Linked DNA regions of Homo sapiens: regions 2 and 3 are each linked to region 1. A link is a loop called in an ENCODE intact Hi-C map of the cell type or tissue named here. Cell type or tissue: CD14-positive monocyte. All regions are shown on one strand. Links, peaks and the distances in the headings refer to the core of each region. The heading gives the core; the rest is flanking DNA. Region 1 overlaps LOC124903979 (a long non-coding RNA gene). Region 2 holds the start of C17orf75 (chromosome 17 open reading frame 75). Region 3 overlaps RHBDL3 (rhomboid like 3).

Region 1 (7,470 bases), core at 1,626-6,625:
TAGCAAATCCTGTTGGGCCTACCTTCAAGATAATCAGAGAGTGGCCACCTCTCACCACCGTCATGATCCAATTATCTCCCTAATCTTTCTCTAGCTGGGATTGATGGACTAGGCTTCTACTGGTCTCCCTCCTTCCCCCTTTGCCCACCTTCAGGCTGTTCCTGGGACAGCAACCACCTCAGAGTTTCTGTCATAAATAAATGTTGAATTTTGTCAGATGATTTTCTGCATCTATTGAGATTATCGTATAGTTTTCCTTCTTCAGTCTGTTAATATGGTAAATAACATAGTTTTTGGTTCTGTTTTGTTTTAGATGGGATCCCTGCCTCCCAGGCTGGAGTGCAGTGGTGCAATCATGGCTCACTGCAGCCTTGATCTCGGCTCACTGCAGCCTCGATCACCCAGGCTAAAGCAATCCTCCCACCTCAATCTCCCAAGTAACTGGTACTATGGGCGTGTGCCACAACGCCTAGCTGACATTTTAGAAACAAAATCTCATTATAAGGTCTCATAATGTTGCCCAGGCTGGTCTCAAATTCCTGAGCTCAAGCAGTCTCCCTGCCTCAGCCTCCCAAAGTGCTAGGATTACAGGCATGAACCACCACGCCCAGCCAACATTGATTTACAAATGTTAAACCAACTTGCTGTGCTGAGATTAACCCCATTTGGTCACGATGTATTATCCTATTCATATATGTTAGAGGTGACTTGCCAACATTTTAAGAATGTCTGAACCTATGTTCATGAGGGATATTGGTCTGAAGTTTTCTTTTCTTAAAATGTCTCAAGTGTTTGTTGAGTGTATAAATGAGAGCCTGTTGGTCCAAGGGGGGTGGGTGGGAGAGTGTATTAAGAAGGAAAAAAATAGACTGGGTGCGGTGGCTCACGCCTGTAATCCTAGCACTTTGGGAGGCTGAGGCAAGCGGATCACCTGAGGTCGGGAGTTCGAGACCAGCCTGACTGACATGGAGAAACCCCCGTCTCTACTAAAAATACAAAATTAGCCAGGTGTGGTGGCGCATGTCTGTAATTCCAGCTACTCAGGAGGCTGAGGCAGGAGAATCGCTTGAACCTGGGAGGCGGAGGTTGCGATGAGCCTAGATCGCACCATTGCACTCCAGCCTAGGCAATAAGAGTGAAACTCCATCTCAAAAAAAAAAAAGAAGAAGAAGAAGGAAAAAAAATAGCACATTTATAGGGCTGTTTCCAAAGCCCTTTTCACATACCATTTAATTGTCATAACCAAGAGGTGTAGATATTACTATCATGCCCATTATAAGAGAACTAAGACTCAAGGAGTTTAAGGAACCTGTCCCAGACCTAGCTAACCAGAAGGACTGGGACTTGAACCCATGCCCTCTGTCTGCAGATGCCATGTTCGAGGTTAGTACCCAGTGAGTGAAGACCTTTAGGGACAGGCAGAAGGGCTCCTTTCAGCTTTGATTATGCTTGTGACCATTTCCCAAGGGAAGGAGCAGAGCTTCTGCCATGAACATGATACAAGTAATTCCATGTTTCTTACTTACAGCATCTTAAGAAAACTCCAGCATGGCAGAATGAGCACTCCACCTGCAGATGCCCAGGAGAGCCTGAGACTTATTTTTAGCCAGAATAGGAAAATGCCAAATATCTTCTAGGAGAGTTGGCAGCTGGAGGGCTGCTGATACAGCTGTGTTTATATAAGCTGGTGCAGAGGGGAGAATGGTGGTTGCAAAGGAGGCAGGAGGTGCTTAATCCACCTATACACTTGCTGAGGTTTTCTTGGGAAGTTCTGGTCAGGAGTTACTGCTCAGGAGAGAGCGTCATGCAGACAGTCTGGAGATTGCCAGGAGCATAGGTGCAACTGGCTTCCTTGAGTCAGAGCATTTGTCAAAGCCGCCCTTAAATGACCTGTCCACTGGTCGTTGGCCTCTTCCCACCCTATTATCCAGGGGTAAATAAAAGAACAGAAGCTCTTTCAAATGGTGCCATTTTATTTATTTTTTGAGACAGGGTCTCTGTCACCCAAGCTGGAGTTCAGTGGCGCCATCACGGCTCACTGCAGCCTCCATCTCCTGGGCTCAAGCAATCTTCCTGCCTCAGCCTCCTGAGTAGCTGGGACTAGAGGCCCACGCCCACCCCCCACCAGCTTTTTAAATTTTTTTGTAGAGGTGAGGTCTCCTTATATTGCCCAAGCTGGTCTCGAACATCCTAAGCTCAGGCGATCCTCCCACTTCTGCCTCTCAAAGTCCTGGGATTATGGGCATGAGCCACTGCACCTGACCCTCAAGTTTTAAAGCATAGAGGTTCACCCGATTCTGACCATACTTCTCAGATGTGCTTGGTGAAAGCAATCTATAACACCCCATCCTACAGAAGCTGTCAAATAGTTTTCTCACAGAGGCAGCAAAATAAGGCTTTTAAAGGTGTTACCTATGGGCTCTCAAAGAGAATTAAAGTAAAACGTACCTTAGTAAGGATTTTTTAAAATATTTTTTAAAATGTTCAAATAAAAACAAAAGTAGAGTAAATAGTATAATGATCTCTCATGTACATGTACCCACCACTGAACTTCAACACTTACTAACATGGTCAATCTGTTTCATTGTTCCCCCACCCATTTTGGAATTATGCTGAACAAAGCCCAGATAGCCCATTATTTCATCTGAAAATACTTCAGTGTGTACCTCTAAAGTATAAAGAATCTTAAAACAAAACAAAACAAAACCACAATACCATCTTCACACTTTAAAAATGAACTATTGGCCAAGCATGTTGGCTCATGCCTGTAATCCTGGCACTTTGGGAGGTGAAGGTAGGCAGATCGCTTAAGTTCAGGAGTTCAAGCTCAGGAGTTGCCTGGTCAACATGGCAAGACCCCATGTCGACAAATACAAAAATTAGCCAGGCATGGTGGTGCAGGCCTGTAGTGCCAGATACCCAGAAGGCTGAGGTAGGAGGATTGATTGAGCCTGGGATGTCGAGGCTGCAGTGAGACCTGATGGCACCATTGCACTCCAACCTTGGCGACAGAACAAGACCCTGTCTCAAAAAAACCACAATTCCTTAAGATCAAATATACAGTGTTTGGATCGCCCCAACTCTTTAAACAAGTCTTTTTTTTTCACTTGTTTTTTTTAAGTCAGGATCAAATATATATTGCTGACGAAACCAGGTGATTTGTCCTGTAGTTTCCTATGGTATGGATTTTCCTGATCATATACCTGTGGTGTCATTCAACATACTCTTCTAAATATATTTATTCATTAATGACCAATGTATTTCCTGTGAATTGGATCTAGAGACTTGAACAGATTCACGTTCAATTCTGTAGCAAAAATACTTAGGGGGTGCTGTATACTTCCATCAGAGGCAGCAAATATCTGGTTTCTTTCTGTGATGCTAGCCTATCATTATCGCCTAGACCCGCAAATTGACTGACAATTAATTTTAAGGAACAAATGTGGCTGCAATGGCTTTCTGAGTAATACGTGCAGAAAAACACGTCCTGTAAAGTGTATTGTTTGTTTGTTTTTTGTTTTCTAGGCATGAAAACAGCCCTGGAAGTCTGCCCTGGCGCCTGCACTGAGACTAATCCAGGTCACTTTAGGGAAACTGCCCAGCTCTGGCACCGCACTGTGTGTCTGTCAGCTCTGTGGGGTGCTATGGCCTCATTTTCCCACTAGAGGACACTGTGGCTCCAGGACTTCATGTGGCGCCCAGCCAGTCTTGCTACTCCAGCACCTCTAAGGAGGCAAAGCCTTTAGTGTGCATTTATTAGGTACCAACTGGGTGCTTTCTGTATCAAGCAGAGAAATAAAAGAGGTCAAACACAAGGTCCTGTGGCATTGTTTCCTGATGTAGTTTCTTTCTTTTTCTTTTTCTTTTTTTTTGAGATGGAGTCTTGGTCTTGTCGCCCAGGCAGGAGTGCAGTGGCGCCATCTCAGCTCACAGCAACAACTGCCTCCTGGGTTCAAGCGATTATCGTTACTCAGCCTCCCAAGTGGCCGGGATTACAGGCGCCCGCGACCACACCCGGCTGATATTAGTATTTTTAGTAGAGACGGGCTTTCCGCATGTTGCCCAGGCTGGTCTCGAACTCCTTACTTCAGGTGATCCACCCGCCTCGGCCTCTCAAAGTGCTGGGATTACAGGCGTGATCCACCACGTCTAGTCGTGTTTCCTGATGTAGTTTCTTTGCATTATTTTATTTTATGTATTTGTTTATTTTTTGAGACAAGGTCTTACTGTGTTACCCAGGCTGGAGTGCCGTGGTGCAAACACAGCTCACTACAGCCTTGAACTCCTGGGCTCAGACAATCCCCCCATCTCCACCTTCTGAGTAGCTGGGACTACAGGTGCCTGCCACTGTGCCCAGCTAATTTTTAAATTTTTTATTTGTCAGGATGGAGTATCACTATGTTGCCCAGGCTGGTCTCAAACTCCTGGGCTCAAATGATCCTCCCACCTCAGCCTCCCAAAGTGCTGGGATTACAGGCATGTATTTCCCTTTAGAAAACAACAGAGGTGCTTCTCCATCTGCTGGAAACCATTTTAGCCCCTGCTGTAGGATGGCTGCCTCCTGCAAATTCGGTTACCTAGTTGTTTTTTTTTTTTTTTTTTTTTCAGACAGGGTCTCACTCTGTCGCCCAAACTGGAGTGCAGTGGTGCAGTCTTGGCTCATTGCAACCTGTGCCTCCCAGGCTCAAGTGATTCTCCTGCCTCAGCCTCCCGAGTAGCTGGGACTACAGGCGCTCACCACTACGCCTGGCTAACTTTTGTATTTGTAGTAGAGACGGGGCTTCACCACATTGGCCAGGCTGGTCTCAAACTCCTGACCTCAAACTATCCACGCGCCTTGGCCTCCCAAAGTGCTGAGATTACAGGCATGAGCCACCGCACCCGGCCGTTGGATGTTTTTTTTTTAACTGCAATATTTGGGCTTTGGGGAGTGTGAATATATCCAAGAAAGATGCCAAAGTGTATTCATCTCTGAAATAATTTATTCATTTATTCAACTCCATGTATTGAGTATCCTGGGCGGGGAAGGAATGGGGAACGGATGCTTACTGAGAGCTACTCTGTGCCAAGTACTGTCCCATCCTTTTTACCTACATCCTCACAAGATGGGTAATATTAGCCTCATTTAAATCCAAGGAAACTGAGGCTCATTGAGGTTAACCAGCCTGCTGAAAGTTATCCTGCCAGATGCAAATGGAAGTCTAAATGGATAAATATGTATGTTTTCCACCAAATCCCTCAATGCCACACTGACAAGCATGGTACTAGGATGTAGAGAAAGTAAGATGATTATAGAGACATCCTTTCCTTAAGGAGGTCATCATATAACACAGAAGTTGCAATAAATGGACAATTATAGAACTTCTAATAGGTGGGCACCCTTTCAATAAGTAGCTGACCACGCACAGCCTCCCTCTGCTGCTATGACACTGTCCTTATGCAGAGGTAGGCACTGACCACCAAGAATAGGGCCTCTGCTTGTAGTGATGCCTTTGTGTTGACTGTCCACTCACCCTCACCCCATCACCCCCATGACCAAGGTTTCTGGGGGCAACAGCATGATTCAGGCTATAACCACCAATCCGCATGGAGAATGTAGCAAAGCCAAGACAGACATCTTCCCTACTGCTCAAAATCTCTAGTTTAGGCTGGGCGCAGTGGCTCATGCCTGGAATCCTGGCTTTGGGAGGCTGAAGCAGGTGGATCATTTGAGACCAGTTCAAGATCAGCCTGGCCAACATGGTAAATCCCCATCTCTACTAAAAATACAAAAAAATTAGCCAGATTTGGTAGTATGCTCCTGTAGTTCCAGCTACTTGGGAGGTTGAGGCAGGAGAATTGCTTGAACCTGGGAGGTGGAGATTGCAGGGAGCTGAGATTGCGCCACTGCACTCCAGCCTGAGTGACAGAGCGAGAGTCTGTCTCAAAAAAAAAAAAAAGTCTCTAGTTTAATGGAGGAAGACAAACACAGACATATGCAATACCAGGACAAAGCAATGAGTTCTTGAAAATTCTGTGATAATGCAGCAAATAATTTTAAATGCCCTTCCAGTTATTCATATTTTCTTTTCTTTTCTTTTCTTTTTTTTTTTTTTGAGACGGAGTCTCGCTCTGTCGCCCAGGGTGAAGTGCAGTGGCGCGATCTCGGCTCATTGCAAGCTCCGCCTCCCAGGTTCACGCCATTCTCCTGCCTCAGCCTCCCAAGTAGATGGGACTACAGGCGTCCGCCACCATGCCCGGCTAATTTTTTTTTTGTATTTTTAGTGGAGACGGGGTTTCACCGTGTTAGCCAGGATGGTCTCGATCTCCTGACCTCGTGATCTGCCCGCCTCTGCCTCCCAAAGTGCTGGGATTACAGGCGTGAGCCACCGCGCCCAGCCGGGTTATTCATATTTTCAAGCCCACTTAGCCTGTCCCAGCCTTGTCCCTACTGCCTCATAGTTCGGCCCTGGCAGCACAACTGAATTCATATTGTCAGAGCCCAAGCTGTGTTATTTACTAAAATCTGACCAGTTGCACTAAGGAGAAAATGACAGCTGGCAGCTGGGAGAATGGACTGGCTGGTGTAAGTTGGGAAAAAGAGACACAGGTGGCAGGTGTCTAAAGAAGCAGAGCTGTGGGTGTTTGGAGAGGCCCAATCCCAAATGCCACTTCAGCTTCAGGCAACCACAGCTTCAAGGTTCCGGGAAGGAAGGACAAGCGTGGGTGTGCTCCAGCCACCACCCTCCTCCAAGTGAGTCCTGGGATAATGAATGAGCGGTCAGCCAGAGTCTTTGCTCTCTGATGAAAGGACCTCCGCTGCAGACTGTCCCTCTGCAAATACGATTGTGCCCCAGGAACCATCTGGCAAATGTGCCAGTTCCTTCAGCATTTCTGTTATTTCCGTGACTTTTGGCCCCTTTTTTTCCTGGGATATAAATTGTTGCAGCAAGCCAAGCCAAGCCAGCAGAATGTTTACTGCCGCTTTGCAGGCCTTCTCTGAGCCTGGTTAACCCCATGGCTCACAGCCTATGAGGCTGCTCACAGCTAATGATGTCTTGGATGCATGCGTCTCCCCTCTGCCGTTCTTGTGTATTTTGGAGTATGCAGAGCCAGGCATGTGAGCTGCAGCCCAGAGCTACAGTGACCACATTGAGAAGCTGGGTTTGGGGGAAGTGCATTTCTGTTGCAGGATGTCCTTCACGGAGAAGGGACAGGTTGATTTCATCTCTCTGCAGATGACGTGGACAGCTCCCCAAGGAGCCACAACAGGCCACCCCAGCTGTAGGACAGATCACGTGCTTTGGCTGCACAGGGGAGGATGCCCAACAAACCGAGACGGCCCACGTCAGCCACTGGGCCCCATTTTGCACAGTGCCACGTTCCTCCTCTGACCTGGCCTGATGGTGGGCGAGGCTGAAGAGTTATGGGTCACCTTCAGACCCTTTGAGCCAGCCCCTCAGTTTCAGTCTGCTTCGCTGATTTTCATTC
Region 2 (7,470 bases), core at 1,224-6,223, 89 kb after region 1:
AACATGGTGAAACCCCATCTCTACTAAAAATACAAAAATTAGCCGGGTATGGTGGTGCATGCCTGTAATCCCAGCTATTCGGGAGGCTGAGGCAGGAGAATTGCTTGAACCAGGGAGGCGGAGGTTGCAGTAAGCCAAGATCATGCTACTGTACTCCAGTCTGGGCAACAGAGTGAGACTCTGTCTTAAAAAAAACAAAACAAAACAAAAAAGGAGAGGTGTAATGGAAAGACAGTTGGAATTGGACTAAGAATGCTCATGTTTAAGCCTGAACTCCATCAATTTGACCAGCCTCATGACTTAAGTTTACATAAACTCTGAGTTTATTTCCTCATCTGAAAATGAAAATAAGAGAGTATCTGCTATATTTCCCCTTTGTAAGGAAAACTACATAAAAGTTTGTGAAAATACAAACTGTATACAAATTTAGTTTTAATAATCAACACTTTTCTTCTTCTAAGTACAAAACTTATTAGCCTGGGCAACATGGTAGGACCCCATTTCTAAAAAAAAAAAAAAAAAAAAATTAAAAAAATTGCTGGGCATCGTAGTGCCTGCCTGCAGTCCCAGCTACTTGGGAGGCTGAGGTGAGAGGATTGATTAAGCCCAGGAGGTCAAGGCTGCAGTGAGCTGTAATCGGGCCGCTGCACTCCAGCCTGGGCAACAAAGCAAGACCCTGTCTCAAAAAAAAATAAACTAATTAAATAAAGTGCAATTGGGTGCCAGGGTCTCTGCCATTCAATTAATTCCATTCCACAAATGTTTATGTGTGAGGCCCAGTGCTCGGGCTGCCAGAGAATAAAGACAAATTCTGCAGGTCTAGTAGGAGCTGATCTTTTGGAGTTTCTCATCACTTCTCATATTTAGTTCAGAAATAAAAACTCAGGACACAGCACATTTTGCACTTACTTTAGCTCCACAGATGCAACATTACCCAGCCCTTCAAAGACTGCACCTCTTGAAAGACGCTTAGCAATGAAACTGCGCAGCTCTGGCTCCACTTCGGATGGTAGATTAGTATCTGCCAAGGAGAGGCTTGACAAATGAAAGACACACATTCTTTACCAGTGGACTAGGGTATTCACACCCATTAAGTCAGACAGAATGGTACCAACGCCAGGGGCTCTTTTAAGGACTGGGGAAAGCTGTCCTTATGACCCCTATTGGTGAGGCTTCTAGGAATGTATGTCACTAAGTATGATCTACCTCATCAAATAGCTTAAAATATTCCTATCTTTCCAGCTCATTCTCTCCAGTACTGTGACTCCACTGGAACCCCCAATCCACTGACCCTACCTCTTTTTCAGTCTCTCAAGTTTCTCATCTCACTTCCCTCCTTATTCTGCCTTAATTCCATGGTCAGTCATTATAATCACACCCCTGCACACATTCTTATCTTTTTTATCTTTCAACTTTATTGAGGTATAATTGATGATTTAAAAATTTCAGGGCTGGGGCCGGGAGCAGTGGCTCACGCCTGTAATCTCAGCACTTTGGGAGGCCGAGGCAGGTGGACCACAAGGTCAAGAGATAGAGATCATCCTGGCTAACACAGTGAAACCCCGTCTCTACTAAAAAAAAATACAAAAAAATTAGCCGGGCGTGGTGGTGGGTGCCTGTAGTCCTAGCTACTCGGGAGGCTGAGGCAGGAGAATGGCGTGAACCCGGGAGGCAGAGCTTGCAGTGAGCTGAGATCGCACCACTGCACTCCAGACTGGGCAACAGAGGGAGACTCTGTCTCAAAAAAAAAAAAAAATTTTTCAGGGCTGGGCAAGGTGGCTCATGCCTGTAATCCCAACACTTTGCGAGGCAGAAGTGGGCGGATCACTTGAGTCCAGGAGTTCAAGACCAGCCTGGGCAACATGGTGAAACCCCATCTCTACCAGAAATACAAAAATTAGCCAGGCGTGGTGGTCAGTAGTCCCAGCTACTGGGGAGGCTGAGGTGAGAGGATCACCTGAGGCCGGGGAGGTTGACGCTGCAGCGAGCCAAAGTCATGCCACTGCACTCCAGCCTGGGCAGCAGAGCAAGACCCTGTCTCAATTTAAAAGGAAAAAGAAAAAAAAAGGATTTCTTTTTGGCTAATCACCAAGCACACTATCAGTATGTGGATTTGTTTGCCCCAGCCTTGAATGAACCAGCCAATGAGGAAATCAGGATGAGGTTCCTAGGGGATAGGAGGAATTGACGGTTTGACTCAGGGAAAGCTCAGTGGAAATAGAGTATCCACTGACATGTACAGGCCAGAGATGCAGGGAAGATGAAAGCACATGCATGAATTATGCTGAAGCTCTTTTTACCTGAAATCATCACCAGAGGGAGTTTCTGCATTTGTGCCACTTGGGCTTCCGTCCTCACTGTCCCCTCGTTGCTGTGCCAATCTACAAGCCACAAAACCAATAGTGCTATCAATTATGGGCTCTAAACCAAGAGGAGTATGGGGGCCTGGCAAGCAGGGTAAGGCAAGGAGTCAACTAAAAATGCTGCAAGGTGGAAGTGCACTGCCTATCCTCATGACAAGGAAAACCCATACAGCAGTGCTGACAAGAGCCCCTTCTCTCTCCAGGCCACTTAACGGGTGGAGGAAAGGCTAAATACCCAGAAGGTTCAAGGAAACTCCTTTAAAAACCAAACTTGACAAGGCCAAGAAGGTTCCAGGAAAGTCAGAAGGAGGAAAAAGAGGAATCAAGAACAGAGGAAAACCAGAGGGTGGGGATGGGGGTGTGTGTGACAGAAATGGGAGAAGTGGGGAGATAATGACAGAAAGGAGAGGGGACGGGAACTGAAATTATTGAGCATGCGGGGCACTGCGCTAAACAAAGGGCAGCCGCGAGAGTAAGAGGCTGGGATGATATAGGGGCAGATGAAGGGCACAGGCATGGTTGGGCCAGGCATACAAGTCCACGACGGGGGCCAGGAAGAGCAGCGGGAGGCGAGGAGCGCCCTTCAGGCCAGAGACCTTGGCTGGGAGAGGAGAAGATGGCTTTTAGGAGCGGCCGGGCCGCTGGGCCGGGGGTGGGGTGCAAGGCCGGGCGGCGGGCCGGGGGCGGGGCCGCAGGGGCGGGCGGGCTGGCAGGCCGAGCTGGGCGCCAGCACCTGCTTCCGCGATAGCTGTAAAGACAGTAGTGGCTGCTGGACGGCGGCTCGAGTCTCCGCTCCTCGGCTGAGCCTCCCTCTTCGCTGCTCTCTAGTTCCTTTTCATCTCCATCCATCGACTCCTGCAAAGAGGGGAGCATTGCGGCGGCCTCTGAGCGGCCCTGTGTCTCCGCCAAACCGCTCCCCTGCTCCCGTGCAGCCGTCGGTATCAGGGCTCGTCCGGCTCCCGGCCCTCGCACACCTGCGTTCCGCTGGTTTCCCCGGGTTCGCAGGCAAGGACTGGCCTGGAAAGGGAGTCTCTTCTCCCCACAGGGGCTGACAGGCGTACTGAGTTCGCCTTTACTGACAAGCTTTTACCATTTATTTTGAACTTATTTTCCTTTGAGACATCTGGGAAACTTTCTATGTGATAAAGGTGGCACAACTACCTAGCCACATGGAAAAGAATAAGGCTACTCGTCTGCCTCCTTGCGCGCGTGCCAGCACGCACAGACACCCGTTTGATCAAAAAGTTAAGAATTTAAAATGAATTTTGTTAAAGTGAAAATATGGGATAATTTTGTTAATTCTTGAAGAGGGTCTTTCCAAACATAACAAAACACTTAGAAGTCATACAGGAAAACGTTTAAAAAAATGACTACGTAAAAACTAAAAGGCCGGGCACGGTGGCTCACGCCTGTAATTCCAGTGCTTTGGGAGACCGACGCAGGCGGATCACTTGAGGTCAGAAGTTCAAGACCAGCCTGGGCAACATGGTGAAACTGTGTCTCTACTAAAAGTACAAAAAAATTAGCCACGTGTGGTGGTTCACGCCTGTAATGCCAGCTACCCTTCCAGTCTCTGCCCATTACCCAGTTCTAACACCAATTCACATTTTCAGGTGTTTGTTTCTGCAACACCCCATTCTCTGGTACCAGTTTTCTGTCTCAGTCCATTTTATGATGCTATAAAAGGATACCAAAGACTGGGCAATTTATAATTAGCTCTTAAAGGCCCCACTTCTTAATAGTCTTACAATGGCAATTACATTTCAACATGAATTTGGGAGTGGACAAACACTCAAACCATAGCGCCACGTGAAGGAGGAGGCAGACTGGAGTGATGTATCTACAAACCAAGGAATGTCAAGGATTGATGGTCATCACCAGAAGCTAGGAGAGGACATGGAACAGATTCTCCCCTAGAGGCTTCAAGAGAGTATGTCCCCACCAGCACCTCCATGTCAACTTCCAGCCTCCAGAACTGTGAAATAATACATTTCCATTGTTTTAAGCCACCGTGTGTGTGTGCATGCGTGTGTTTTGTGTTTTTTTTTTTTATTTTTAGTAGTGCAAACTTTATTCATAAATAAAACTTCATAAAGTTAAAAGCAGGGGCAGTTCCTATTTTTAAAAAGGAATAGTGGAAGGCAACCTGCCATTTCATTTAAAATTACAAGTTAGGTTTTTCAGATGGATAACAGTTGAGATCGTTAAATCCCCTTCCTGCTTCTCAGATTTTCACAAAATAGCACATTAAATCCTCAGTCCTAAGCAATTATGGCAGAGATTCCAAATTGCCTCTCCATATCAAAGTGGATAGCACAGTTTCTTCTCTTGCAATAAAGGTACTCATTTGATGAACAAGTGAGTATAGCAGTCAGATTCTTAAAAGATTGTATTGCAGAAGTTACTGCCATGTCTTCATTCGCAATGGGTATCCTCACCTCTATCTCCCATTCAGTAACATTGTCAGTTTCCTTATCTCTCATTTCAACTACATTTAAAAGAGGATTCTGATTGCGGACAACACATGACAGAGGCATTTCAGATCGGCAGTAGTCTCTTGAGATATACTTGATTTTAGTTTTAAGCAGAAGAACTTCCTGGAGAGGTTGAGTTACCACAGTCATGAGGATGGTAGAAAAACTCATAGTAGATATTTGGCAAAACTAGGTTACAAGGCAGCCATCTCCTAGAAACACTTCATCGGGGTTCATATACAAATTGTGAAATATCGTGGGTTTAATCCTGGCACAGAACCAAAACTGGGTGCATTGTACTTGAATAGCCGACCAGTCCCCAGCACAGGTCCATATCAAGGAATTGAGAAAAAAGAGCCCATTTAACCGCAAAATGGTCTTCATTTGCCCAGACTGAAAGCCAAATCTCACTCAGGAAACAGCTGTATTTTTATTTTTTATAGAGACAGTGTATCACTTTGTTGCTCAGGCTGGTCTTGAACTCCTGGGCTCAAGTGATCCTTCTGCCCCATCCTCCCGAAGTGCTGACATTACAGGTGTGAGCCACCATGCCCAGGTGGTACGTGTTATAGCAGCCATAAGAAACTAATACAGTGGCTGGGTGTGGTGGCTCACGCCTGTAATCCCAGCACTTTGGGAGGCCGAGGCAGGCGGATCACAAGGTCAGGAGATCGAGACCATCCTGGCTAATACGGTGAAACCCCATCTCTACTAAAAATACAAAAAATTAGCCCAGTGAGGTGGTGGGCACCTGTAGTCCCAGCTAGTTGGGAGGCTGAGGCAGGAGAATGGCATGAACCTGGGAGGCAGAGTGCACTCCAGCCTGGGCCATAGAGCCAGACTCTGTCTCAAAAAAAAAAAAAAAAAGAAAGAAAGAAACTAATACGGCCGGGCGTGGTGACTCACACCTGTAATCCCAGCACTTTGGGAGGCCGAGGTGGGTGGATCACTAGGTCAGGAGTTTGAAGCCAGCCTGGCCAATATGGTGAAATCCCATCTCTACTGAAAATACAAAAGTTAGCCTGGCATGGTGGCACACACCTGTAGTCACAGCTACTCAGGAGGCTGAGGCAGAAGACTCACTTGAACCCGGGAGGCAGAGGTTGCAGTGAGCCGAAATCATGCCACTGCACTCCAGCCTGGGTGACAGAGTGAGACTCTGTCTCAAAAAAAAATAAATAAAAATAAAAAAAGAAAGAAAGGAAGTAATAGAGTCCCCCCCAACAACCCTTTCTTCTATTCTTATCTGGATTTCTTCACATTCTTCCCTGTTAATCCCATTTTTTCTAGATTATGGTTTATTCTCTTGATTTGCTCAAGTACTGCCTCCAATATTAGCCAAGAAAGGGTATATATAAAATAATTTTTAAGCTCTTGCATGTCTGAAAATATATCCTCACGTCTTTATTGTATTTTCACATTTGATTGGATATTCCTTAGAAATAGAATTTTAGGGGCCAGGCATGGTGGCACACACCTGTAATCCCAGCACTTTGGGAGGCTGAGGCAGGCGGATCACAAGGTCAGGAGTTCGAGACCAGCCTGGCCAACATGGTGAAACCCCGTCTCTATTAAAAACACAAAAATTAGCCAGGCCTGGTGGTGCACGCCTGTGATCCCAGCTACTCAGAAGGCTGAGGCAGAAGAATCACTTGAACCTGGGAGGCAGAGGTTGCAGTGAGCCAAGATCATGCCACTGCTCTCCAGCCTGGGCAACAGAGTAAGACTCCATCTCAGGGGGGAAAAAAGAAATAGAATTTTAGATTGATATGATTGGACATCGAATTCTAGGTTGAAAAGAATTCCCCTGGCCGGGCGCGGTGGCTCACACCTGTAATCCCAGCACTTTGGAAGGCTGAGGCAGGCAGATCACAAGGTCAGGAGATTGAGACCACCCTGGCCAACATGGTGAAACCCTGTCTCTACTAAAAATATAAGAATTAGGCGGGCGTGGTGGCGCATGCCTGTAGTCCCAGCTACTCGGGAGTCTGAGGCAGCAGAATCCCCATGTTCGTCAGGCTGGTCTTGAACTCCTGACCTCGTGATCTGCCCTCTTCGGCTTCCCAAAGTGCTGGGATTACAGGCATGAGCCACCGTGCCTGGTCCGAATCAACCATTTCTCCAAGGACCTCAGGTTGCTTTTACTGGAGAATGGTATTACAAACCAAGATCTCTGGACAAAGTATGCTTGATATGGGACATTATTGCTTCTAGGCCCTCTCAGCTGATATATGTATCTATACTAACTTTAGTATATACACATATCCATAAATATTTCTCTATGTATCTATTTTAAAATAAACACGAGTTCATTCTGGTGTCTCCAGCTCTAATCCATGGCCGCATGGATCATTCTAGCCTCCTCCCCTTGCTTATCTATAAACTCACTACAACGAGAGGCACAGCATGGTGGCTCACGCTTGTTAATCTTAACACTTAGAAGCTAAGGCAGGAGGATCACTTGAGCCCAGGAGTTCAAGACCAGCCTGGACAACAAAGCGAGACCTTACCTCTACAAAAAACACAAAAATTAGCAAGGCATGGTGGCATGGCCCTGTAGTCCCTGCTACTCCGTGGGCTGAGGTGGGAGGATCCATTGAGCCCAGGAGATCAAGGCTGCAGTGTGCTACGAT
Region 3 (7,470 bases), core at 790-5,789, 66 kb after region 1:
CCACGTTGAGGAGACAGGGCCTCTCCTCTTCCTAGATCTGGAGTCCCTTCCTCTTGTTAGTCCAGCTCAAGAACTCTTATGACGGGAGTAAACTTGCTGTTGCCTAAAATCTCAAAGCCATGTGGTGTGTTCTGCTACTAAGCCACAACCCTCTCATTCAGGACTTCACGGAGATCCTTATTTTAATGTCAGGTTTTCTTAAGCAAGACACACCGGCAGAAGAGTGGTCTAATCTGGAACTGACTGAGCTCTCCTTTTTCCCTAGAACTGGTCAGGCATGAAGTGCCAGTTCAAGCTGCTGCGGATGGCTGTGGCCCTTATCTGTAGTAAGTACTGATGGGGCGCTGGGGAACCAAAGCCTGGCACCAGGGCCTGAGGTTCAAAGATGGCACAGTTCCTGCCCTTCACGGGCTTATGGTCAAGAAAAAAAAAGTGGGACATGTCAATGGTTAGCAAAAAAGTAGGGATATTGTGAGAGCTGTCTGTCCTGCTGTGCTGCTTCGTAACCATTCATCTTTTATTTATTTATCTATTTTTAAAAATTATATTTTCATCTTTTTTTTTGAGACAGGGTGTCTCCCTGTGTCATCCAGGCTGCAGTGCAGTGGCACAATCATAGCTCACTGCAGCATCAGACTCCTGCCTGGGCTCCGGTGATCCTCCCTCTTCAGCCTCCCAAATAGCTGGGACTACACATGTGTGGGTCCATGCCTGGCTGTTTAAAATTTTTGGCAGAGATGGGGGTCTTGCCATGTTGCCCAGGCTGGTGTTGAACTCCTGGGCTCAAGCAATCCTCCTGCCTTGGCCTCTCAAGTTGCTGGGATTACAGGTGTGAGTCACCACGCCTGGCCTTTTATTTTATTTTATTTTATATTTTATTTTATTTTTATTTTATTTTATTTATTTTATTTTATTTTATTTTTGAGATGGAGCCTCCCCCTGTCACCCAGGCTAGAGTGCAGTGGTGTGATCTCGGCTCACCACAACCTCCACCTCCCGGGTTCAAGTGATTCTCCTGTCTCAGCCCCCCAAGTAGCTAGGATTACAGGCACGTGCCACCACGCCCAGCTACTTTTTTGTATTTTTTGTAAAGACGGGGTTTCACCATGTTGGCCAGGCTGGTCTCAAACTCCTGACCTCAGGTGATCTGCCCGCCTTGGCCTCCCAAAGTGCTGGGATTACAGGCATGAGCCACCATGCCTGGCCCCAGCCTATTTTTTCATCTTTTTATTGACATATAATATGCAAACAGAAAAGTGCTTAAGGACCAGCACCCAGATCAAGACAAATAACTTCCTAACCTTTTTGGTCATGGAACTGATCCTTTGAGATCCCTTGTTGAAAGTCCAAGACCCTGTCGCCAGAAAAATACATATATGTGCACTCATGTGCATACACACATATATCAAAAGCTGCAGTTTTAGCAGGTTCGCAAACTGTAACTAGTCCAAGAACCTCTAGGAACAAGATGTCTTCAGGGCCCTAGTTGGGAGAGCTCAGTTCTACCTACAGAGGTCATTCTGAGTGTTAGAGGCAAGCAGGTGTCCACCAAGTAAACATGGTGTAAGAGGACATTTCAGGCAAAGCTGCAGCCTGAACTAACATATAGATGGGTGAAGGGTCATGGCCAGCGAGTTGGTTAGCAAAACCAAGAAATTCGTTTTGGGATTGTGTGTGATTTTGATCAGAGATAAAGTTAGTGAAATAGTATGAGTCAGATTGTTAAGGGCTTTAAATGCTAAGAAAAGAAAATGTACTTCACTTTGCGTTCCCTGGGATCCCACTGGAGGGCTTTCAACAAGAGAGTTATTGATGGATAACCAGAGTTTTAGAAAACCAGTCAGGCTGCAGTGTGGAGAATAGATTGTGGGGACAAGGGGGATAAGACCAAAGACCAAAGGCCAAAGGGCTCTTTCTGAGATTGAAAGAGATGAGTCTGAACAGAAGCAATGGAGGTAGGGGTCGGGCAGTGTGGCTGACGCCTGTAATCCCAGCACTTTGGGAGGCCAAGGTGGGAGGATCGCTTGAGCCCAGGAGTTTAAGACCAGCCTTGGCAATATAGCAAGACCTTGTCTCTACAAAAAAAAAAAAAATACAAAAAAATTAGCCCGGCATGGTGGCTTGCGCCTGTAGTCCTAGCTACTTAGACTGAGGCAGGAAGATCTCTTGAGCCTAGGAGTTCAATACCAGCCTGGGCGACAGAGCAAGACCCTGTCTCCACACACACACACACAAAAATTAAAAATTAGCCAGGCATGGTGGCTTATGCCTATAGTCCTAGCCCAGGAGCTTGAGGCAGCAGTGAGCTATGATCATGCCACTGCACTTCAGCCTGTGTGACAGAGCGAGACCTTGCCTTAAAAAAAAAAAAAAGAAAAGAAAAGAAAAGGCCAGGCGCAGTGGCTCACGCCTGTACTCCCAGCACTTTGAGAGGCCAAAGCGAGTAGATCACCTGAGGTCAGGAATTCGAGACCAGCCTGACCAACATGCTGAAACAAAAACAAACAAACAAAAAAACCAATGAGGATAGAAGAGGGAGTGAACGCATTTTCTCATCCAGTCCTCCAAACCCACCTAGAAAGGGTATTATTATTAGCTTAATTTATAGGTAGAAACTCCAGGCTCAGAGAGTTAGGTTCCTAGCCCAAGGTCACCCAGCTAAGAAGTGATAGAGCCAGAATTCAGAGCCAGCCTGTGCCATTTCAAATGTCCCACATGTTAGCCAAGCTAGACAGTAAGCACCTGGGCTTTCTCTGGGTCAGCTACCTGCTGTGTAGGTAAGAGGAAGACTGAGTCTGAACAAACCTGGGATGGAGGGTCAGGTCTGGGAGGGCTCCACTTCAATTCACGGAGGGTCAGGCCTGGGAAGGCTCCGCTTCAATTCACGTCCACCTTCCTTACTTCTTACCCCATGGCTTTCAAGAAATCAGGTCTGCCCCTGACCCTCTGTGGGTCTCTCTGGATCTGTTTCCTGGATGGGGCTGGAGAATCTCTCATCCCAGGAAGGAACTTCCAGCCTTAAAACCTGAGGACTCCTTGAGTCAGGGTATTAGGGTGCAGTGGGGTGGCAGTGGGTGTGTCATAGCTTCTGCGTCTGCTTAGGCTCTGAGTTTGTTCGTTTTTGAGGAAGGAAAGAGAAGCACGAGTCTTGTTGTTTAAAAAAAAAAAAAATCCGGCCGGACGCGGTGGCTCACGCTTGTAATCCCAGCACTTTGGGAGGCCGAGGCGGACGGATCACGAGGTCAGGAGATAGAGACCATCCTGGCTAACACGGTGAAACCCCGTCTCTACTAAAAATACAAAAAATTAGCCGGGTGTGGTGGCACATGCCTGTAGTCCCAGCTACTGGGGAGGCTGAGGCAGGAGAATGGCGTGAACCCGGGAGGCGGAGCTTGCAGTGAGCCGAGATCGCGCCACTGCACTCCAGCCTGGGCAATAGAGCGAGATTCCGTCTCAAAAAAAAAAAAAAAAAAAAAAATCCAACCGTAAGCATCATAAAAACTAAAATGCTGTATCGGAGTTGGAGACCATCATCTTTCATACCTCCTTTATCAAACCCTGGACCTGGGGAGCCAAGGCTGGAAGGCTGTCCCAGGGCAGGAGTGGGAGTGCGGAGGGCGGAGGGTCAGTCCCTGGATGCGCCTTTTCTGCCATCTATCGGCCATCCTTGGAGTTGCAGGGCTCAGCCCAGAAGGCTGGGCAACCCCAAGGGAAATGAAGGTCCCTGGAGGTTCTGGCACCCCCTGCAGTGGTTAGGGTGGAGAGAAGTGCCCTGGCTCATTAACTGGTAGCTAAATAGGTATAAAATTCCCCTCAAAGGGCTTTATTTCAGTGTCAAATTTGCCTTGGTTTTTCTCATCTGTAAAATGGGAATAAGAATATCTACCCTCAGTGTTCTTTTGGTAGTGGATAATGGGATGGCAGTTTCCTAGCGCCCATCCCCACTTGACTGGCTGACCCAAGAAGTTCACACAAGAAGCGTGGATTGGTGATCAGGATGAAGGCATCTTAGAATCTGTTACAGGTCTGGGTGTGGTGGCTCATGCCTATAATCCTAGCACTGTGGGAGGCTGAGGCAGGAAACTCACTTGAGCCCAGGAGTTCAGGCCTGAGCAACATAGTAAGACCTCATCTCTACAAAAAAAAAAATTTTTTTTTTAATTACCCAGATGTGGTGGTGGGTGCCTGTAGTCCCAGCTACTTGGGAGGCTGAGATGGATCACCTGAGCCCGGGAGGTTGAGGCTGAAGTGAGCTGTGATGGTGCCGCTGTACTCCCGCCTAGAGTGAGACCTGTGTCAACAAGAACAACAAAAAGAATCTGTTAAGGGGTCAATTCAGCAGTTTGTTGGGGTCAGGGTTTTCTTTTTTTGTTTGTTTTTGAGACAGTCTTGCTCTGTCGCCCCAGCTGCAGCGCAGTAGTGCAATCTCAGCTCACTGCAACCTCCACCTCCTGGGTTCAAGCAATTCTGCCTCAGCCTCCTGAGTAGCTGGGATTACGGGAGCCCACCACCACACCCAGCTAATGTTTGTATTTTTAGTAGAGACTGGGTTTCACCATGTTGGCCAGGCTGGTCTCGAACTCCTGACCTCAGGTGATCCACCCGCCTCGGCCTCCCAAAGTGCTGAGATTACAGGTGTGAGCCGCCGCACCCGGCCAAATGTCACCTCTTTAGAGAGGTCTTGCGTGACTCCCCGGGCTAAAGAATTTCCCTCCTTAAAACAGGCATTGCTTTTAATCACCTGTTTCCCCCCATAGATGTCTCTCTTCCTGAAATTATCTCATGTATGTAATTGCTTACTGGTTTATTGCTAGACCCTGTAAGCTCTGGGAGAACAGAGATTTGCCTGCCTCCTTCACTACTGTGTCCCCAGTGCAGAGAATGGTGCTTGGCCTAATAGGGAATGAATTCATGGGTGGGTGATGAAGTGAAGGCCCTCAGCCCCTGCTCAGGGCCCTCCTGTGACATCTCTCTGCTTCCTCCCCTTGCAGTGAGCATGGAGTTTGGGCGGGCCGTGTGGCTCCGCTTCCACCCGTCGGCCTATCCCCCGTGCCCTCACCCAAGCTTTGTGGCGCACTTGGGTGGCGTGGCCGTGGGCATCACCCTGGGCGTGGTGGTCCTGAGGAACTACGAGCAGAGGCTCCAGGACCAGTCACTGTGGTGGATTTTTGTGGCCATGTACACCGTCTTCGTGCTGTTCGCTGTCTTCTGGAACATCTTTGCCTACACCCTGCTGGACTTAAAGCTGCCGCCTCCCCCCTGAGGGCTGGAGGCCCAAGGTCGGGGAGGGGAGGGAAAAGCAGCACCCACAGGGAGCGCCTGCGAGGTTTCTTCTCATCACCAGCTCAGCTAGGCCGGGCAGACAAGGACAGAAGACTCTGGGCCACTGTAATGTTTGTGTTTAGATTTGGACACACAGTGGAGACCCTTTTCTGAAAGGCATCTGGCGGAGGAGTTGATGTGGCTGCTGTCGTTTTTCTCGGCTGCTCTGATGACATCGGGCCAGGGTGAAGGTCTGGGGTGGGGTGTGAGAGTGGCCCTCCCTCACCTGGGCTGGGCTTCTTCCATGGGGCCAGGGGGTGCCCCCTCACTGCTGCGGATTGAGCAGCAGCTTCTTCCTCCTCCTCTACCCTCAGAGACCCTAAGAGACATGGGAAGGCTCGAAGGTTGTTGCGTCCAGGCATGGCCCCTCTCTAGCTCAGAAATAATTGCAGGCCATGTGGTGTCTCCTTGACACCTGCTGTGTCTGGGGCTCCAGTAAGAAGAGGGCCTACTGGACATGTCAGCTGTGACCTGGCTGAAACCAGGGTGCCCTCCTGGGCTGGTTGGTGTGCACCGGGGCATGATCTGTTGTGCCTGGGTTGGGCAGAGCAGGGAGCCTGTAGGCTCTAGGACCCCTCTTGTGCTGGGGGTACCCAGTGAGAGGGACCCATGCAGGGGGAATAAACTTCATTCCAAGTTCCACCCTGGAGAAGACAGACCCAGGACCAGCTTCAGACTTCTCCCTCCCTTTCTTCCAGGATATTGGCATCTCACACGGGTGCCCCAGCCTCCATGCCCAGCCTTGTTTTAGGGTCTTTTTCTTTCCTTTTGCTGCCCTGACACTACTTTGTGCCTCTCTTTGGTTATGGAGACAGTGTTTTGAAACATTCATGCGTGTGTGTGTGTGTGTGCGTATATGTGTGTATGTGATGGGAAAGGTAACTGAGGCACGACAGCGCCTGCAGAGAAGGCATGGAGGATGCAGGGGGCCCATGTGGGCATCCGTGAGAGGTGGCAGACCGTGGTGTGCTGTGGTTGCTGAATGTCCTTGCTTTGACAAAGCCTGCCCCCTTCCTTCCCATCTCCTGTCCCTTCCACACCTGCCCCTGAGCATCACTGACCGGTGGCAGAATGGCCCTGCTGGAGGGAGAGCTCAAGCCCTCCAAGGATCCCTGGATGCTGAGGTTTGCCAGGTTCAGCTCTTGTTTCCGTCTGAGATGGCCTTCATATCCAAAAAGGTTCCATCCTATCTCCCTTAGGAGAGAAAGAGCTTTGGGGGCGCAAGAGAGGCTGGGGTAGGAATGTTGAGGCCATGTGTCCATTTAAGTTAGGGGGACAGGAGGCTACAGGAAGAGGAATTCCAGTTTAGTTGGAAAACTTTGCCTCAGGAGAATTGTTGGGTGCATGGATGAACCTCAGAGGGAGGGCAGCCAGTAGCCTCGGAGGCTTGGATGCGGGAGAGAACATGGTGGTTATCAAATCCACCCCACCCCATTACACAGGTGAGAAAACAAGATGGAGGGAATGACCCTCCTAACAGGAGCTGGTGCAGGCCCCGAATGGAGGGCATGAGGATGACCTTTGACAAAAGATGACACTCCCTTTATCGTGCTCTTGGAATTCTCAACCACTGACAGCCCAGAAGAACAAAGAACGCCAGGCCTGGGAGGAGGCAGGGGGGCTGGGCGTGTCCAGAAACAGGGGCAGGAGTGTGGGAACGGTCTTCCTCCAGCCTGGTGCCCATCCTGGCCCTTGAGTGTAGCAGGGTCCAGGGTCAGTCAGGCCAGGCATTTGGGGTCTTGGGCCACAGTGGCTTCCCATCCTGGTGACTACATGTAAATGGGCTCACTCACTCACTGGCAGGCGAGGCCCAGCCATACCGCATCTTGGCCCACTGCTAAATAGATTGCCCTGGCCTCATCCACATATGTAGTTCCCTAGGTCCTGCTCCCCTGCACCAGTGCCATGCTGAGGGCCGCAGCCTGTGGCACTGTGGGCCCACGCCTTTGGCGGTGTTGCGTCAGCCTGGGGCGTCTTGTGTGTGCCCTGCCCACCGTTCTCTGCCCTAGTGATAGAAAGATGTAGATGGAAGTCAGTGCCTCAGAGGAGGAGGCTCTGAGGCTGTGGAGCTGGGCTCAGGGAAGACCAGGGGAGGATGCAGAAGGAGTCAGGACATTGCTGCCTCTGCCTGGGCTGCAGCCGCACTAA

The links. A loop is a pair of places that touch in the nucleus more often than their neighbours do. Peaks named below come from ENCODE experiments on the same cell type or tissue, not always from the same donor. Only the 100,000 strongest peaks of a DNase experiment are listed, where the experiment ranks them.
Region 2: it touches region 1 in a loop (2.8-fold over the local background); 4 of 110 quality-filtered maps call a loop at or near these places.
Region 3: a loop joins it to region 1, with 8 times the contacts of the local background. A loop is called at or near these places in 103 of 110 quality-filtered maps.

The regions. Positions count from the first base shown.
Region 1 is chr17:32,249,560-32,257,029 of GRCh38, forward strand. LOC124903979 (a long non-coding RNA gene) reads left to right here. Exons shown (of 2, transcript XR_007065709.1): 2 at 3,526-3,815. Among named protein-coding and RNA genes, the nearest start is that of RHBDL3, 13 kb to the right of the region's middle. In CD14-positive monocyte, for the core only: CTCF peaks have their summits at 3,668 (motif pointing right) and 3,869; a DNase peak (open chromatin) is centred at 3,672.
Region 2 is chr17:32,338,904-32,346,373 of GRCh38, forward strand. It overlaps C17orf75 (chromosome 17 open reading frame 75), which reads right to left and starts at 3,270. Exons shown (of 10, transcript NM_022344.4): 1 at 3,097-3,270; 2 at 2,301-2,381; 3 at 910-1,035. The coding sequence starts at 3,236. It also overlaps the pseudogene OOSP1P2. RefSeq lists silencers at 2,300-2,482, 2,977-3,056 and an enhancer at 2,951-3,837. In CD14-positive monocyte, for the core only: no CTCF peak of the experiment used is centred there; a DNase peak (open chromatin) is centred at 3,228; H3K4me3 peaks cover 1,996 bases; H3K27ac peaks cover 1,948 bases.
Region 3 is chr17:32,315,967-32,323,436 of GRCh38, forward strand. RHBDL3 (rhomboid like 3) reads left to right here. Exons shown (of 9, transcript NM_138328.3): 8 at 266-326; 9 at 4,992-7,470. The coding sequence ends at 5,263. Among named protein-coding and RNA genes, the nearest start is that of C17orf75, 22 kb to the right of the region's middle. RefSeq lists an enhancer at 6,664-7,470. In CD14-positive monocyte, for the core only: CTCF peaks have their summits at 3,652 (motif pointing left) and 3,858; DNase peaks (open chromatin) are centred at 3,095 and 3,655; H3K4me3 peaks cover 1,038 bases; H3K27ac peaks cover 1,080 bases.